Linked DNA regions of Homo sapiens: region 2 is linked to region 1. A link is a loop called in an ENCODE intact Hi-C map of the cell type or tissue named here. Cell type or tissue: IMR-90. All regions are shown on one strand. Links, peaks and the distances in the headings refer to the core of each region. The heading gives the core; the rest is flanking DNA.

Evidence for each region. Hi-C counts contacts between places; a loop is a spot of excess contacts. Peaks named below come from ENCODE experiments on the same cell type or tissue, not always from the same donor. Only the 100,000 strongest peaks of a DNase experiment are listed, where the experiment ranks them.
Region 2: a loop joins it to region 1, with 3 times the contacts of the local background. A loop is called at or near these places in 2 of 110 quality-filtered maps.

Annotation. Positions count from the first base shown.
Region 1 is chr7:11,510,282-11,520,704 of GRCh38, forward strand. The region is part of intron 6 of THSD7A (thrombospondin type 1 domain containing 7A); the gene reads right to left. Among named protein-coding and RNA genes, the nearest start is that of THSD7A, 320 kb to the right of the region's middle. In IMR-90, for the core only: no CTCF peak of the experiment used is centred there; no DNase peak of the experiment used is centred there.
Region 2 is chr7:11,455,030-11,465,452 of GRCh38, forward strand. THSD7A (thrombospondin type 1 domain containing 7A) reads right to left here. Exons shown (of 28, transcript NM_015204.3): 10 at 6,982-7,114; 11 at 5,633-5,736. Among named protein-coding and RNA genes, the nearest start is that of THSD7A, 370 kb to the right of the region's middle. In IMR-90, for the core only: no CTCF peak of the experiment used is centred there; a DNase peak (open chromatin) is centred at 3,942.

The DNA of each region.
Region 1 (10,423 bases), core at 906-8,905:
ATAGCCTACCAACCAAAAAAAGTCCTGGACCAGACGGATTCACAGCCGAATTCTACCAGATGTACAAAGAGGAGCTGGTACTATTCCTTCTGAAACTATTCCAATCAACAGAAAAACAGGGAATCCTCCCTAACTCATTTTATGAGACCAGCATCATCCTGATACCAAAGCCTGGCAGACACACAGCAACAAAAGAGAATTTTAGACCAATATCACTGAGGAACATCGATGAAAAAATCCTCAATAAAATACTGGCAAACCGAATCCAGCAGCACATCAAAAAGCTTATCCACCACAATCAAGTTGGCTTCATCCCTGGGATGCAAGGCTGGTTCAACATACACGAATCAATAAATGTAATCCATCATATAAAAGGAACTAAAGACAAAAACCACATGATTATCTCAATAGATGCAAAAAAGGCCTTCGACAAAATTCAACAGCCCTTCATGCTAAAAACTCTCAACAAACTAGGTATTGATGGAACGTATCTCAAAATAATAAGAGCTATTTATGACAGACCCACAGCCAATATGGGTCTGTCATAAATGAATGGGCAAAAACTGGAAGCATTCCCTTTGAAAACTGGCACAAGACAGGGATGCCCTCTCTCACCTCTCCTGTTCAACACAGTGTTGGAAGTTCTGGCCAGGGCAATCAGGCAGGAGCAACAAATAAAGGGTATTCAATTAGGAAAAGAGGAAGTCAATTGTCCCTGTTTGCAGATGACATGATTGTATATTTAGAAAACCCCATCGTCTCAGCCCAAAATCTCCTTAAGTTGATAAGCAACTTCAGCAAAGTCTCAGGATACAAAATCAATGTGCAAAAATCACAAGCATTCCTATACGCCAATAACAGACAAGCAGAGAGCCAAATCATCAGTGGACTCCCATTCACAATTGCTTCAAAGAGAATAAAATACCTAGGAATCCAACTTACAAGGGATGTGAAGGACCTCTTCAAGGAGAACTACAAACCACTGCTCAACGAAATAAAAGAGGACACAAACAAATGGAAGAACATTCCATGCTCATGGATAGGAAGAATCCATATTGTGAAAATGGCCATATTGCCCAAAGTAATTTATAGATTCAATGCCATCCCCATCAAACTACCAATGACTTTCTTCACAGAATTGGGAAAAACTACTTTAAAGTTCATATGGAACCAAAAAACAGCCCGCATTGCTAAGTCAATCATAAGCCAAAAGAACAAAGCTGGAGGCATCACGCTACCTGACTTCAAACTATACCACAAGGCTACAGTAACCAAAACAGCATGGTACTGGTACCAAAACAGAGATATAGACCAATGGAACAGAACAGAGCCCTCAGAAATAATACCACACATCTACAACTATCTGATCTTTGACAAACCTGAGAAAAACAAGCAATGGGGAAAGGATTCCCTATTTAATAAATGGTGCTGGGAAAACTGGCTAGCCATATGTAGAAAGCTGAAACTGGATCCCTTCCTTAAACCTTATACAAAAATTAATTCAAGATGGATTAAAAACTTAAATGTTAGACCTAAAACCATAAAAACCCTAGAAGAAAACCTAGGCAATACCATTCAGGACATAGGCATGGGCAAGGACTTCATGACTAAAACACCAAAAGCAATGGCAACAAAAGCCAAAATTGACAAATGGGATCTAATTAAACTAAAGAGCTTCTGCACAGCAAAAGCAATTATTATCAGAGTGAACAGGCAACCTACAGAATGGGAGAAAATTTTTACCATCTACTCATCTGACAAAGGGCTAATATCCAGAATCTACAAAGAACTTGAACAAATTTAGAAGAAAAAATCAAACAACCCCATCAAAAAGTAGGCGAGGGATATGAACAGACACTTCTCAAAAGAAGACATTTATGTAGCCAAAAGACACAGAAAAAAATGCTCATCATCACTGGCCATCAGAGAAATGAAAATCAAAACCACAATGAGATACCACCTCACACAAGTTAGAATGGTGATCATTAAAAAGTCAGGAAGCAACAGGTGCTGGAGAGGATGTGGGGAAATAGGAACAATTTTACACTGTTGGTGGGAATGTAAAGTAGTTCAACCATTGTGGAAGTCAGTGTGGCGATTCCTCAAGGATCTAGAACTAGAAATACCATTTGACCCAGCCATTCCATTACTGAGTATATACCCAAAGGATTATAAATCATGCTGCTATAAAGACACATGCACACATATTTTTATTTTGGCACTATTCACAAGAGCAGACTTGGAACCAACCCAAATGTTCATCAATAATAGACTGGATTAAGAAACTGTGGCACATATACACCACAGAATACTATGCAGCCATAAAAAAAGATGAGTTCACGTCCTTTTTAGGGACATGGATGAAGCTGGAAACCTCTGAGCAAAGTTTCACAAGGACAGAAAACCAAACACCACATGTTCTCACTCATAGGTGGGAACTGAACAATGAGAACACTTGGTCACAGGGTGGGGAACATCACACACCCAGGCCTGTCATGGGGCGGGGGGAGGGGGGAGGGATAGCATTAGGAGATATACCTAATGTAAATGACGAGTTAAGGGGTGCAACATACCAACATGGCACATGTATACATACGTAACGAATCTGCACATTGTGCACATATACCCTAGAACTTAAAGTATAATAAAAAAGAAACTATGATATATATATATATATATGTAAAATACTACTCAGCCATAAAAAGAATGAATTAACAGCATTTGCCATGACCTGGATGAGATTGGAGACTATTATTCTGAGTGAAGTAACTCAGGCATGGAAAACCAAATGTTGTGTATTCTCACTAATAGGTGGGAGCTGAGCTATGAGGATGCAAAGCCATAAGAATGATACAATGGACTTTGGGGACTTGGGGGGAAGAGTGGGAGGGGTGCCAGGGATAAAAGACAACAAATGTGGTGCAGCATATACTGCTCGGGTGATGGTTGCAGCAGGATCTCACAAATCTCCACTAAAAAACTTACTCATGTAACCAAACACCACCTGTATCCCAATCACTTATGGAAAAATAGAATAAAATAATAAAAAATAAAAAATAGCAAACTTTTCAAGAATAAAAAAAACCAAAAAACAAATTAGTCAAATGGAAACATCCCAAATGTCCATCAACAAATGAATGAATAAACAAAGTGAGGAACACAAAATATGATTCAACCATAAAAAGGAATGAAGTACTGACTTGTACATGCCATCATATGGATGGACCTTGAAAACGTTATGGTAACTTAAAGAAGCCAGACACAACAGGTCACATATTATATCATTCTATTTATAGAAATACCCAGAACTGGTAAATCCATAAAAAATAGGAAACAGAGCAGTGGTTGCCATGGGATGAGAGGACAGGGAAATAGACAGTGAAATAGAATGTTTTCTCTTGAGGTGATGAAAATATTTTGGAACTAGATCAATGTAGTGGTTGCACAACATTATGGATATACTAAATGCCACTGTATTGTGCACTTTAAAATGGTTACTTTTATGTTACATAAATTTCACCTTAATTTAAAAAACAATTTGATGTGTTGATTATAGTTTATAAGGCTATTAGGATATGACAACCTGATACATTTTTACTCCCCTTCATCCCCCTCCCCCCTTACACTTTCCCTACACACAAGCACACACGCATAGGTGCACACACACACACACAAATGTACACATACCCTCTTGGCCCCAGACATCCTGCCTCCTGCCATTTCTCAAACATGCTACGTGTGCACCACCTCAATGTCTTTGCACTGGTTCTTGCCTCCATTTGGCATTCAATCCCCACAGTTGCCTTTAAGAGTTATTCACTCCTTTTCTTCTGTCCCTGCTTAAATATTCCACCTCCGAGAGGCTCTCCTTGACCACTCAAAATAAAATAATACACTCCCATCTCTTTCAGCCTGTGTTATTTTTCTTCATAACACTTATCATTGTTTTGACACATTATATTTTACTTGTTTACTCATTTATTGCCTATTTCTCTTCTACAATGTAAGGTCCATGAAGACAGATACATTATTTAAATCCTGTTATACCCTCTACATCTAAAACAGTGCCTGGCACAGAGTAGCCAGTCAGTTAATATTTGTTGAATAAATGAGTATTTTGTATATAAAGTTCCAAAACAAGTAAACATGATATGTTTAGACACACGTATATATGTGTCAAAGCCATCATGATAAACACAAAATTCATTTAGAGATTCACTCTGGAGAGGGCTTGAGGAGAAAAGAGAAGGAGGAGATCATGAGGGGTCTAGGAGTTTCAATTTTATGAGTAAATTTCTATATATTTTCTATTTATTTAATTGGATAACATTTTAAATAAGTGTTTTTTGTCTTTAAGATTTATGATATATAATATTGCATGCAATCTTTAACATGCATCAAATATTTCACAAAATTTTTCAACAGGTTAGCAGTATAATTATTCAGTAATATTAAACAATACTACGTGTGCTTACTTTATTAGTTGCTTAATTAAAAATAAATGACTGTACTTGCTTTCTCCTTTCAAGATTATTACTCTATTCTTTGGAAGAACATAGAAACATTTTACTATGACTGCACGAAAGCTCCAAAACTAAGAACCACTAATATTTGTAGGGGTGCTCCACCTTCAGTGACAGTGCCTTCTGTTACTCCATTTCTAACCTAAGAAGATGGATCTTTCTGTTCAGAAGATCACTTGTTGTTTCAAATTTATACTCATTTGAATCCGTCTTCTTTTGCTTTGAGTGGCATAAGTGATAAATGATTTTATGCAAATATTAACTTTAGAAATAAATTTTACATGTAACTAATGGGAAATCACATCTGAGCCCATCCTATCAAAAACAATTAAAATACATGCTTTCATCTAAAAATGGAAACATTTCACTATGATTTTAGTTCCTGTTCAAACAATAAAATTTATTCATTAGACTCTGTATCAACCTTTATTAGCCTCTCAGAATATTAATGTTACTTGCTAGGTCTGTGATACTTTAACTGAATATTCACAGCTTCAACAAGTTTGCTATGGAACAACTGTAAGAGATGATGATGGTGAATTTATCCCACTTTTCTACTTGTTATTTAACTCTGGCTTTTGACAATGTTCAACTTGACTTCAGACAGCAAACCTACCTTTTGGCTGAAAGAAGACTCTGTAAATGCACAAGGCAGATAATTTAATAATCCATAGTGCCATAAATAAGCACAATATCAACAATTAATTATGATCTATTTATATAATATAAAAATTTAACTCATCATCTACTGATTATGAAAATAACTCATTGCATCTAGCTAGATTTATTACCAAACACACAGCTATTGTCATAGAAAATTAAAGCTACAGAGATCTTTTATATATATATTTTTAGAGATAAATAAACCAAGCTTGTGATGGGGAGAAAAGACAGCCCATGTTTTATAGTAAGTGGCAGAACAAGACCTAGACTTCACATTTCATATTTTAGTAGTCTTTTTAGTACATCTATGGCAATGATTTACATACATAATATCTTGGTTGTATCTTACTATCCAGGGATATAAGCTCACAAGTTACTGAGAAGAAACAAGGAGTACTGCTTTGGCTAAGTGAGTTGTGACTTCATAACTGTGACTGCCCAAACTCAGTTAAAAGCCTGTCAAAATATTTCAAGTAGCACTATCAATCATGATTTAAAGTATACTGTGAATGAATAAATAGTGAATGAAACATGTTTAAACTATATAAATATGAGAACTTTTGGTTGTGATCATTTTTAAAAGTGATTTTTCCGTTTTCCTTTCTAAATTTGAGATTTCTAGGAGCTATTATTTGTGTGCATCTTTATTTTAAGTTGTATTCTGGCTGTAATAAATAAAACCTGTAATAAAGTATAATACTTATGTAGTTAATTTACTGAACTTACTGCAAATAGGTTCAAACCCAAAAGCTAAATTGCCCTCATAAAATACATACATAAATACTTAAAATGCACTTACAAAATCAGAAATTTTAAACTAATGCATTGACCCATTTTTGAAACAAGGCAGAATACAAGATAAGTATGGTTATTGATTAAGCTAATGTCCGTGTACCCGAGGAATGATTTGGTGAGAACTCATTCACGATTCTAGATGACCTACTACTGATCAGCTAGCTCTGCCAGAAGAAAAATTACTGAAGTGTACTTCATGGCTATATTATAGTGCCTCATCCCCATCTTCCTATAAAAGGAAGCTTCCAAAAGCCCATTGACCTTGCCTGTGTGCAGAGATGACCTTGTTTGTACAGCAGTCAATGCCAACATCCATCTTCAGTGTGAAATTCTGTCAATAACATTTTGGCTTTAAATTCTTATCTGTAAAGCTTTCTCTTTAAGAAAAAATTTGCTATTTGCTAACAATATAAATCTCCATAAAACTATCCTTTACAGAAAAGCTGAATTTAAATTGCATTTTAAAGGATTAAATATAAAATGTTATTTGAAAATAAGGATATATTTAATAATTTCATAGGAGGCACCAGGTGTATTAAATAATGAGCTTGAATTCAGGGATATGGCACCAATTGTCATGTAATGCCATTAGTATTTTTGGTAAGAAAAGGACATATACATCACTATATTGCCATCGCCTACCAGAATTGCAGTCATGGTCATGTAGACAGAGCCTTTACATGATGCAATGAAATAAAAGAGAAAATAATAGTATTTTTCCTATCAAAATAATTGTATATGTAATACGCATTGCCATCTGTCACATTCATAGGTCCAATTGTTTAAGCAAGAGAACATATAAATACTTCCATATCATTATTTTATTTTATTTTAGAGATCAAGTCTCTCACCTTTGCCTGGGCTAGAGTTCAGTGGCACAATCTTGGCTCACTGCATCCTCCACCTCCCGGGTTCATGCCATTCTCCTGCCTCAGCCTCCAGAGTAGTTGGGATTACAGGTGCCCACCACCATGCCCAGCTAAATTTTTGTATTTTTAGTAGAGACGGGGTTTCACTATGTTGGCCAGGCTGGTCTTGAACTCCTGACCTCGTGATCCGCCCACCTCGGCCTCCCAAAGTGCTGGGATTACAGGCGTGAGCCACCATGCCCGGCCCCCATATCATTATTTTTAAAAAATCACAAAACTACATTTTTAAAGAGTTAAAAAAAAAAGGTTTGCCCTCCTGAAACAGGGAATATCATTAAAAATAGATACACTAAGTATAACAAAGTAAGGCTATGAAGTAAAAAATAAGCACAAGAGAATCAGATAAAAGAAGAAAAGCCCAGCATATCATAATATTTTGACATCAGCTTTTGATTGCCATTTTACCTCAAGTCTTTTTTAGTTTCTTCTCTTGATCTGAGCAGTTGGTAGACAACTACACCATTTTTAACACAACTTAATAGAAGTCTTTATAGAAAGCATATTTTAAAGCTGCATGCAATGAGATACATAGAAGATAATTTTATAGTAGGTTTATTTTTCTGATCCCTTATGAAAACTGACAGACATATTATCTCTATATGCTAATTTGCATTCTTCCCATCTAGAATCAGGTGCCTTTGAGAAAAATTTAACATTTATAACTGAAGAACCAACAGAGTATTCAAATTTACAAATCTTTCCGGACCACCCATGTGGAGAACACTGGGCAAGGAGTTGTGAGTGCCACAGATAGGTAAGACAGACACATTGTCTGCTCAGGAGATAGCATGGAGAGATGAAAAGGGAACTGCCTGCAGAGACAGAAGGACCTGGATACAAAGAGAGCTTGACTGCTTGCTGGATGGTTGACCCTGCCCACCTTATTTAACTTCTGAGAGCTGAGACAACCCCCTGCTTAGAGTCTAGGGCATAGTAGGTATTTAAAAAATGTTAGTGCTTGTTTGTTAACCCCTTGCTTTCCCCACATTATGTACTATCTTACAGTTTAAATTGGAGACACAGGCATGTACACAATTAAGTATAACAAGAGGAAAGCACCAGAGATGCTACAATAGGAATACAAAGAAATTGCTTCTGATATGCAAGGGGAAAGCTTTTGATTGGGACTAGGAAGCGTGAGAGACTGTGGAGAAGACTGTTCAATTTGGCTTTAAAGGAATGGGTAGAATTTCAGTAGAGAGAAGGGTAGGAGAGTGTACTCTAAGTTTGTAGAAAAGCAAAACTGGGGCATATATGAATGAATGCTTTGGTAAGTGCCAGGCTTCATTCATTACATGCTGGCATTGTTCTAGGTGCAGTGGATACATGTAGTAAACGAGGTAAGACAAGAATTCTTTTCCTGAAAAAGTACAACAGATCATCCCTGTAGCTGGAAATAAAATAGAAACACACACACACACACACACACGCACACACAGGCACGCACACATAGATTTCTTTTCCCTGAAATTGTATCACCCAAAAAGTATTTGCTATGCATGTGCTATGTGCTTTAACTTGGTGCTCTGGAAAATTAAAAACCAATTAAATATGGCTAGTGGTTTCCAGAAATGTACAATCAAGTCCACTGGACAAAATGAACACATGTGAAATAATAAATTATCAAATGTTATGGCATGGACTATAAATGAAATCAGAGTTAAGAACAGAGGATCATATAGAAACATATTTCATTCATGGACCTTTATTGATACTTTCATTTTCACTATTTATTAATATAGACTACCTGACATATTTGTTTACCAAATTTGAATATGAACCAAGAATTCATTATTTGCATCTGTTCTCCTGAATGAGGATAAATAACTTATGGGCTTTGGAGTTCGGCATATCTGAATTTGAATCACTTATTTCCATTTTCTAGATAAATGACTTTTTTCCTGTTTTTAATTTTTTGGTTTATATATAATATCTTTATTGAAGTAAAAGTTATAGACAGTAATGTTCTAAAAAAATGTACCATTCAGTTATTATCACAAAGCAAACACCTGGGTAATCGCTTTGCAGATCACAAAAGAGAGCACTGCCAGCAGCCCTGAACTGCCCCGCGCCATCACAACCCTTCTATTTCCCCTTCTCTTCTTCCTACAGGCAACCACTATTTTGACTTTTAACTCAGTTGTTTAGCTTTGTCTAGTTTTGAAATTCATGTGAATAAATTTTTAGCTTCCTTTACATGTATTTAATGCACTTACACACACATTTCTCTTCGTATATGTTCAGCGGCAGGATTCCTAAGCCATTGGTCAGAACTATGTTCACTTCGCTAGGTACTGGCACACTGTCACTTTCACTCCAGCAGGTCTGGAAAGTTCTCTTGCTCCACATCCTCGCTAACTCTTGGAATTGTTTAGCTTTTTACACTTTTAGCCATTTTGGTGTGTAGAGGTGTATCATTTTGGTTTTAACTGGCATTTCTCAGTTAAAATAAGGATGAGAATGCTTAATGTATTTATTGACTTAGGATGTCTCTTTGGAAAAATATCGTTCAAACATTCGATTATCCTGCACTTCTGACAGACTAATACCGATTTTAATAGTGTTCTTGATATAGTTGTTGATAATATTGTACTTTTCCCCAAAAAGCTTTCAAGTAAATCTAGTCTATTCAAGAGCAGATTCTAAACCATCAGAAAGCATGCAAATCCTTCTATACTCTTAAGCTATTGGCTCTTCAAATTTATTTTCAAACTACTTTCAGATGGCCCTTCTGCTCTAGACATACCAGTATATTCAATTTTTCAGAATGCATGTGCTCCTCTTCTCTTTGTCTTTACACACCAACTTGTGTCTTTCCTTTCCAAATTAGAACCTTGTCTTCCTTCTCTCAACTTATTAGAACCCTTTGTATCCTGAGAAACCGAATTAATCTGCACCCTCTCTGTCAAAGCTTCCTGATCATCACAGCTGGAAACAATCTCTAACTTTTGAAAATCTGTAACAACTACTGAGATGTAATATGGTGCTTGGAGAAACTGCAGGCATTTGAGTCAAATAGAGGTGAGTTTTAAACTGTTTGCAAGCTGCACAATCTAAGTTTCTTAATCTCATGATGCTAGTTCTTTGTCTGCAAAATGGAGTTAATTATAAATCCTTTGGAGGGCTGTTACAAAAATTAGGTATGATCGACATCATAGCTGAACATAGCATAACAAGCCTGACACATAATATTGGCTTAAATAAATAGAAGCTATTACTTCTATAAGTTTTGATAGTATGACTTATTTAAAATTAATTATATACCTTTTTCTTGACAATTATCTCTTATGCATATACTGTACACATGCCACCAGGATATAAAACCCTTTAGACTAAGAATCATGTATATATCTTTGCATATGCCACAGTATCATGCAAATATCAAGTGCTTGAAAATGTTGATTGATGTCATATTTACTTATGAGTACATAATATTTTTAGAAACAGGCTTGCTGAATATTAAGTTGACAAAAGAGTTTACAATTGTAAAACATCTTCAAGTCTTGGTATAAT
Region 2 (10,423 bases), core at 918-8,917, 55 kb before region 1:
GTGTGAGGTTCCTATGACGGGATTAATGCCCTTCTCAGATGAGACCTGAGTGCACTTTCTCTCTCTGTCTCTCTCTCTCTCACTCCCCTTGCTTTCTCTCTCTGCCTTGTTTTTTCTCTGCCATGTAACAGCACAGTGAGAAGATGACTGTCTGCAAGTCAGGAAATAGGTCTTCGTCAAGAACCAAATTGGCTGGCACCTTGACCTTCACATGCACCAGAACTGTGAGAAATAAATTTTTGTTTAAGCTACTTGATCTATAGTGTTTTGTTATAGAAGCCCAAGAATCCTGATAAAACTATCAACACAACATTTTAAGCATTTGTTTTAGAAAAGATTTCTAATGTTTCTACAGAAACACTTGATGAACTTAAAGAAAATACCCATTTTATGTAGCAGAGTAGCTAATTCAATTTAGAGAAGATTGGGCAAAAATTACTGGTGATTCTGGGGATAATTGATATAAAATTCTGCTTCAGCATTATGCCACTTTTCCTTTTAAATGTAAAGGAATTGGGTCATAAATAAAAAATTCCTATGTGCTTTTCAAACTTTCAGGAATATATAAATTTTCTTTTAAAGTACTTTGTGTTCTAATATAATAGATCAGAAAAACTTTTCATATAGTTTTGACATATATAAAATATAGATTTTATCAAGACTGCATTTACTTGATTAGAAGAGACTCTACCTATATTCTTATTCCTGTGTTGCTTTAACTCATTTCTGAATAAGGATGATTCTCACAAATTTGCTTTAGAGCGAATGTCAGTGCTGAGATCATAAGTAAACAGTTTACAATTTTTAAAGAGGCTCTGGGAACACAATTGCTTCCCAAATCTTTTGAAATATGTCATCACAGATAGTTCCTCCAATTTGAAAAATTATGCTATTAATAGTATTAAGAGTAAAAATGAAAGTATGTCTATAAAGGCCACTTTATTTTATTGTTAACAGGTGGTTAAAAGTAGGTGCAGGCCTAGGAGGCATGGCTAGTAAGGTGATAAGAAGGAATTTGTGTTACATTTTTCTATCAATATGGAAGGGTCCAGACGTTGGAGAAGAACTGAATCATAATAGGTGACCTTTTAAGTGTTGGGCTGAATGGCACATATTATATGAGACACACACATTCTCTCTTTTCTATGTGTACTTAGTAAATTAACTCTGAATGTCCAGCTTTTGAGTATAATTTATCATGTTCTAGACAAGGGAATTTTGAAGGCTGGAATGTTTTTCTCTCTTGTCTTCCATAGCCCATGTATTTTCTGGTTTCACCTTTAGCCCCTTTTTAATTTTAATTTTTACTACTAAAGTTCTTAGAGTCAACATTTTATTCCTAACCTCCCCCAAAAAGAATGCTGCAATTTCATCCTTAAAGGCAGATATTTTACTATTGTCCCAGTCTTTAAAATCTACTACTTTCATAACTATAAAATAGTTCTTTTATTGCTGAATTGAATTTGTATACATCTTCCCAACTGACAAGATAAATTCCAGGGATTTTCTGATCCTATTGGGTAATGACTATTCAGTATTATTAGAAGTTCTGACTACATCATTGGTTACATGGCTTTTGGGTTTAGATCAAGGGTCAGCAATTTTTTTCTGTAAAAGACTACATGGTAATTATTTTTGGCTTTGTAGGCCATATGGGTCTGTCCTAACTACTCAATTGTGCCTTGTATCATGAAAGCAGCCATAGGCAATATGTAAAAAAATGGCTGTGGCTGTGTTCTGATAAAACTAATTACAAAAAAACAGGCTGCGGACTGGATTTAGCTCACAGGCCATATAGTTTACTGACTCCTGGTATGGACATATAGATTGATAAAAGTCATGAAGTAAACATTTCTATCTCTAGAATCATACAATGGTAAAGTTAGCTATCTCATATCTTAGTTACATGATATTATTCAAGTGGGAGTACAAGGACACAATAATTTAAAGTTAATAACATTTAAGTTAAATTCTTTAAAAGAAATGCTTAAAGAATCTACAAGTGCAAACTTGTTAGAGAAAAAAGAAATCTATTAATGATAAGGTATAATCGCTTTTATTCATATATATAATAAAAGTTGCATTTTAGAGTTCTTAGCTTTTTTATAACTTCAGCAATTCACTCTATGGAAATGTTACCCAAATTTCCATCTGCCATCTTATGCTATCTCTACAGCTACATTTCTACATTTCAAGTGCATACCTGAATATTTCCACTTGGCTAACCCTGCCATGGCCTCAAATATAAACTGTATAAAATATACTTTCCAAAATTAGCTCTACTTTTAGACCTAGAATTTTCACCAATATAACTATTCTTAAATTAAAAATGTTAGAGTTAAAGAGTCATATGATCAACTTTGACTCTTTTATTTTTATCTCTCTTCTATTGTCTGCTACTAAGTCCCCAAAATATTTCCCTCTATCGTATGTCCACAATTTATTTATTTTTGCCTATTTCATATTACTGTTGTTTCTATGACTTCAACCTTGCACTGCTACAGCAGCATACTAGCTGGCATTCAGGCCCATGTGTCTTATCTTTCTAATTTATTCTGTACACGCTGACAGATAAAACACTGCTTTCATCAGGTCCTTGCTCATACCACTTATCGAACAAGGTCTAAAATACTGATCTTGACATTTATAGCCTTCCACAAAATCACCCCAGGCTCCAGATCACATCTTCAGAGCTCAATCCACCCACTTTTCTGTGAACACATTTAATGTTTTTGTTTTTCTTACCTCAAACACTTAGCTTATAGAATTGATCTTATCTTGTATTCTTTTATCCTCTCTACTTCTTCTAATATTATGGTACAAGTCAAGTCCCAACCCGTACTTTAAGTCTTTCCTCAGCTCTTCAGCTTCAAATGATTGGCTTTGCAATTGATAAGTTTCAGTCTTTAATTCTTGTTAGGTGACATTAACAGTGATCTAATTTTCCTAAAAAATATAAGCTCTCTGGTTTAAAGATCTTCATTCTTTCCTAACATTTATAGCTTTTTCTACAGTCTTCCAAATGCAAAAACAGTGGAATGAGTAATTGAAATGAGAAATTCTGATGTGCTAGGGGGGACAGAGAGCAGCTTCTCTATAGTCTTTGTTGATTGATTTAATGTTTACTATATAATTATTTTTGTCATAAAAATAGCACAAGTTCATTTTTTTATTTAAGTCTCTGACCATATAAGTAAGGATAAAGATGAAAATAGCAAGAACTTGGCGAGTAAATAATATGGAGTTCTGAAAACAGCCACGACCATCAAAGGAAGAAAATTTTGTCTTCTTGCAATTAGTAAAAGATACTTCTACATTCTTAAGATTCTCCACTTCATGTTTCTATAGAAATATAAGCTGTACGAAAAAGCAGTCTTTCATCTACTCAGGAAACAAAGAAAAAGACTGTCTTCATATGGAAGTTAAAGGGATTGTTCTAAATATATTTATGAATATATCACTTGTTATAATGCAACTTTCACTTCCCAGATATCCTGAAAATGGATAAGATTGCTGAGGTACAGCAAGTTGTTTGACAAATATGCCAAGATTAGGAAGCACTATGTAAGTACAGGCAGAGAAAGAGACACCAGTAATAGGAAATCAAAAATGGAACAATCAGAAAGATAGGAGAAAGTCGCACACTGAAGATGCTAAAGACCCTTTTATCACAGAGGGAGTGGGTAACAAGTATTCACTACTACAAGGTGGCCACCCAGGATGAAGAACGAACAGTTTTCCGATTTGGAAATGCAAAGGTTGCTGGTAATCACAGACAGAATAGTTTTTGTACAGATTGTGTGTCAAAACCCAAAAGGCCCATATGCATACATTCACTTGGGTTATGAACAAACAGGAAGAGGGAAGAAATTAACGTTTAATGAAGACAGCATGTGCCAACTACTCTAAGGCTTTTGTGTTCTTAGCCTTAAAGGGAGGAAATGAATCATCCAAGGTTGTGCAGCTTATACGTCATTGTTTGGAACTGAGGCTGTTTTCACACTTGTGCTGCTTCTACTGATCTTGTATTTCCTCCAGTGGTGTTTTATAAAGATATGGTTTTCATCTGCTTTACCTAATTTTATTTCACATTTTGATCTCTGGGTATTGTTTGTGCATCTATTATGAAAATTTGAATAATCCTAAAATATCATTTGGTCCAAACCCCTCTTTTTTTTTAATCTAAATAAATTGAGGTCCAGAAGGTGAAGGGATGAGTAAGACACACTGTATTAGTAAAAGAATGGAGACTAAAACTTATGTTTCCTGATTCCCAAACTCATGCTCATTTTCATTATAACCTCTATATAGAACCCAAAATATATGCAAATCAATGCCTGATTCAAGAAGGAGTTAGCAGGGCATGACAAGAAGATCTCATATCACTCAATTTCTTAAAGAATGATTTGAAATGGAGGAGAACGACTTTCAGTTCTATATACTTAAGTCTCTATAACTGTAAAGGGAGTCACAGTTATGTTTTACCCAAAGTTGATGGTGGGAGATACATAATGAGAATTATGCAAATAAAATAAAATCCTAAAAACTACTGCAACTAGCAATTTAAGATTATTTGGAAACTAAGTTTTATGTTCCAGAAGAAGACTTCTAAAAGGAAGATTATAAAAACAGGGGATTTTTTTTTTTTTTTTTTTTTTTTTTTTTTTTTTTTACAAAACAGAAGCATTTTTTTCTTAAAAAGGCAGTTTTTTTTCACTGTACAGAAAATGAAGTCCCAGATCAAATCAGCAAAAACTGGAATTCTGCTCTACATCTTCAAATTTTTGTGTCAACATGAAATACGTAACTACACATGGGAGAGCAAAATACGTTTTTTATAAATTAAAGTTGCTCGCATATTCAATTATGTATTATGCTACATTTTAAATACGCAGCAGGAGCTGTATGCTATAAGTCAATATGAGTAAAAATAATCATGTGCTCTTTAAAGACTGAATTTGCTATGTCTGGAAGAAACAACATATTCCAAATCTTGAGTTTCTATATTCCCTATAATATCTAGTAAATAATTATGGCAAAGTTGAACATTCTCATTACCCATTTCTGCAAGATTCCACGTTATTTAGTGGTGCAGATTGTAATTAAGTAAATAAGTCTGCCATTTAAAAATCAGTACTAAATATGAACAGAATTGTGGATAGCCATGAAAATGAAAGAGATGTCATTCTGAGAACTTCTGAAAAAGTTAACTAATTCTATTACATTGTATGTATGCACATATATAATGCATATAGGCAAGGAGGTAAGAATCTTATTGCTTATTACGGTGGCAAGCAAAATGCTGTGGATACCGTAATCTAAAAACAAACAAACAAACAAACAAACAAAAAAGCTTCAGTGTACCATTTATGTCATAAGTGAAAGCTTGGCCTGACTTTCTTTCAGACATAAATGAGAGAAAAATTCAAGAATTATGAGCTAATGCCAAAGAACAATGGGAACAATTTAAAAAGACATGTTTCTATGTCCTGATGTTTTGTGGAATGGCTCATAGCAGATTTATATCTGCTTTGCTCTGTTTGCTAAGCATGGTGTCCAAGTGGCAAATGCATCAAAACAGTAGTTAAACTAGCGATGCTGGAGAAATGAACTGTGGAATGGGGCCTCCCACCTCTTGCCTGTCGCCCAGGCCCACAGCCTTCCTGTGCTCCAGGGCTGTCTTGTTGCACGCTCCAAGGGACTAATTGGCATCTGCGCCATTTGTGAGTCTTCCACCTACAAGACAGGAACAGAAGCCCAGTGGGGAAGAAGCAAAAATGCCAGCAAATCACAGAGACACAGCAGCATGGAAACATGACTTTGACCACTGCAAACACAGTTATTTAGCAATGCTCAGTTCTATCTAAATTTAATTTAGATCTCCATCTAGGCTTTAGAAGAAGTAACATTAAATATAAAAGTACTTTCTCTGGCAGTGAAGACAAGAGTACATCATTGTCAAGTTCTATAGGACTCTACAGAGAACATTTAGACTTTTTAATGATTAGGACTGCCAACAAATGCACCAGATGGCCCCAGAAGTGATGCATGCCATTTAAATAATGTATATTTATTTTATTCAAGTTATGAAACTGTATTCAAGTCATGAGTCTTTTGTATAGTGCTCTTTTGGTTAGCATTGTAGGAGTATCTCAGCAACTGTAAGTATAATATGCTTTACAAAAACAAATTCCAAAAATAAATAAGTTTGAACCAGTAGTTGTCAATGTGCATGGTGTAAGTATACAATTATAGTATTTGTCATCTCAGAATTAAAGATTGATATATTAAGATGCCAAATTTGACAATGTCATCTTAAATATTTATTTTGTGATTACATTTTTCATTAATTGATGCCATAATACTTCATTTGCTGTCAGGACTGCAAATGTATACGTCAGATTTCTATTAGATAATTTCTGTCTTAATCATAAGGAGGTAAAATTTCTCTAACAAATTATCAAGATGATATATAGCTTCGATAACTACAATTTTATTTGAGGTGATCACAAATGAACAGAACAGCCATCTTACCAGCATCATTGAGATACAGATGTCATTTCCTGAGCCAGAATGTGAGCATTTATGATTACAAACAGGTGCTCTTTGGAGCAGGGGAGTAATGCTTAGGCTAGTCTTCTAAGTGAAAAAGAATTTCTTCCTAAAGTATACATGTTTCATAATTATTAATCACTTTTCAGCATTTCTTGTATGTTATATCAACATAAGACATTTCCCCAAACTACTGGAGCTAACACGTCACCTTGGAAGTTTACACAAATATTTGCCTTCTTGTACATCATTTCAGTAGCACAGCAGCTCTGCTGAAGAGACAAGAATGGCAGCTACAGCCATAAACATCCCAACTCCATTGAGCCTGTGGAAGGAACAGTGTTGACTTCCTTTCCTTATCCTAGGAAAGGATGTGGAGTTGACGTATTTGTTCAGCTCCTCCCTCACGATGCATTTCTCTAACCCTACCTGTAGCTTTGGCACGCTTGAGGTGCCTCACAGGCCTTCTCTTCATAGAGGGGATCTGTGCAGTCTCGGCCCCCGTTGGCTGGCAGCTGAATGATGACCCGATGCCTAGACTGCTTCCTGATACTGGAGTCCCCTGCAATGAAGCAGTTTTTTAACCTCTGTACTTTACACTGATGAGATAATCTCTAAATACCAGTCTGTGTGAAGAAATTACATTGCCTCCAGCTACATGTGCTTTGACATCCCTGAGAGGCTTCACCTGGTCTAAACATTCACTAAATTCTCCCAAAGACCATTTATATCAAAAACCCAATCAATTCATATTTAAAAATAGAGAAAATGTGAAGAATGGAGAAAACAGTTCTGTAGGCAGTTAGCCTTCCTAAGGTGCAGTCACAAAGTAATTGCTCTTTTGTATAATTCTTTCCCTTGAGGAATATGACAGATCTAATTAATTTATTTTCCTCTACCTTAAATTCATTGTCATGCTATTTTGCCTAGCCCTGTTTATCACATGGGACTCATACACATGTAATGAATCTTCTTTAGGAGAATATATTCAGTGCTATAATGTGAAATTTTATTTCTTTGTTATTCATTTAATTTGAAATGCATAACTTGTAAATTATTCCGGTCATTTATTATTCATGTTAGACAGTCTAAGACCTTCAATTCAGGTCACATTCTAAACATTAGGGATCTAAGTAGTAAAATGAAAGTGGTTTCTTAGAGGCAGACACAGACTTTTTAGAGAAGCAGTCAAAATAGCAATAATTACTATAAATAAGTAACTCTAAAGTATGTTAAAAATGGAAAAAATTAAGATACACTTTCAATAAAGACATCAACTTGACAGTATGACTGATGTAAGGATTCAAAAATCTTTTAGTATACAGATCATGTAGCGTATAAAACTTGCCAACTTTAATAAAATATATTTCAATTAAGATTACGTACACTTTAACGATGAATAGCTGCATGGCACAGGGTTTTACTTACAAAATAATTCTCTAAAGAATTATGTTAATAGAATCCTCCTGATGCATTTTCATTATTTTGCAAGATCTTCAAATATTTCATACATAGACTACAGGAACAGAAATATTTTAAAGGATTAGCAGCTCCTAACAATTAATGTTTAATCAGAAATCAAATGAAACCTTTTTAAAAGATACTGTGGTGGTGGAGAAAGTATGATTTGATGATTAGAACATTGCCATAATGGAATATCCTTTCTCATTCAGTCAAAGATATTCTTCAACACGGTCTGGGCAACTGACTCACTGCCATGTTTAGAGAGGATTTCTGTATTGGATGGGAGAATGGATCAGTAAATGGCTGACTTCATAGGAGAATCTCTTTAACAACAACAACAACAAATTTCTGGGCCTATACCCAGGACTACTAAATCAGAATCTGGAAGCTGGGTTTGGGAATAGGATATTTAAAAATCTTGCCAGGTATTTGGGATGAAGGGCCTGGTTTGAAATCTACTGTAATACACGACCTTGTATGACCTATCCCAATGTAAGATTCTGGGCTTACATGTAACTTTTTAGAATTATTATTCCCGTTGTGGGGTGTCGTCTGTACTATTAATGATGGCATAACTATTTTAATGAATAAGCGGGATACTACAGGTAATGGAGTAGGGAATTGGGGGCTAGAAGTATTGGGCAGCAGAGAATTAAAGTATTTGAAAATATTGTCATGGACTTTTAATTGTAGCAGTAGTTTGAATGCCAGCTGCAACTTTTACATGTTAAATATAATTTATCTAGGGAAGATCTAAGAAATGTCAACAGGACTTTTAATAAATTGCTAATGCAGTCTCCATCTATTATATTGTCAAAATGACCTGTATTTTAAGGCCCAGGTGATAAATTCCTTTAATAATTCAGAGCTAGGGAAAATTCTGTCTCCCTTGACAATCTGTAAAGAATCCATTGTACTTCTATTTTTTGCTTTGGTCACCAGAATCTCAGAGCTAATTTTCTTCTCAGTTGAAGGAGCTTGCCACAGCTTTGATTTTCTAGCATAATTTTTCTCTCCCTCTTCCTTCTACCCCCTTCCTATTCACTACCTGGATTTGCCCTTCTTTTACAATTTCTATTTTTTTCTTTTGTTTTATGTGTATGAACTGTCCATAATCTTTTTTTTTTAAAGTATACAAACTAATTAGACTCACATTTGTTTAACATTGGGGGAAGCAGGGAGGTTTCTGTTTTGTTTTTTAATGGGGAGGTAAGACGTAAAGGGCTCAAATGGGTTTTTGTTTCCCAGTTGGTCAAAATTCTTAGAGGCAATTACTCTCCAATCTGCAGATAGAGGACAGACACAGGATTAAGACCAGGGGATTTGGGGGCTGGTGGAGACAATGAGTTCAGCATTAGTGGCACCTCATAGACTAAAGCTCCTACTTATTAACTACCTAGATGGCACCTGGTGCATAGCCAGGGCTGTTCTACTTGAGGAAGCAGCTACCAAACATTAATGTTTCAATTCTATTTTGTTTGTTGATTTGAAAGAAAAAATGTCACTTAGAATACATTTCTGAAACATTCTCCTAATGCCTTCTCATCACAAACTCCACAAATTAGTACTAGATATATAAGACTATGATGACTCTCTTCACGTCCTTAATGGATTCCAGAGTGGCAATCCATTTATTCTTATGAAAAGTTCAAATTCCTTAACCTGGTACAGCCTACAGGATAGAGATTGTGACCTGATTCAAGTGGAACTCTTCAAAGATATGACACCCAGAGAAGACGTTTAATGGGGTTACACAGGAAGTGTCAATGACATCTATGTTTTTACCCATTGGCAGGTCTGTTTCTTCTCATATTGCAGTTAAGAAATTGCTTGTGTACTCAAAGTTACAGCGCTGTAGAGCTTTGCCAGGTTATACAGTCCTCAGATCAGAGAGCAGAAAAAAAGGAAGCTATACAGCACACATTAAAAACAAAAAATGAAAGTTTCATCATTAATAACTTGAGCTGGCAAACTGGGAATTTTATACCTTTCATCATCCCCTGCTTGTATTTATGCTCATTTTATTATATGCGGTTGATATATTTGTAGTGTTTCTATTCATCTGTGTGTTTTATACCTAAGACAAGAGTCACATATAGTAAGTGCTTAATAAATATTTGCTGAACGCACAAACACATTTATTTCACATCTTCTCAACTGGATTATTAGTTAGCACCTTCTATTTCTTTCCACTTATTCCTTTATAGTGGTAAGCGCACAGGTACCAATGCTGTGCATTAAGGATTAATAAAAATAAGCTATCACTTTGTTTTCATTGGAAATAACAAGTACGCGAAAAATAAGGGCACCTGCCTGTGACGTTTGTGCTTAAAAATGCCTATCCAGGATAGGAATGGAAAAAACAGATCGTACATCTAGCAAATAATCATGTGATGATGGGGTACAC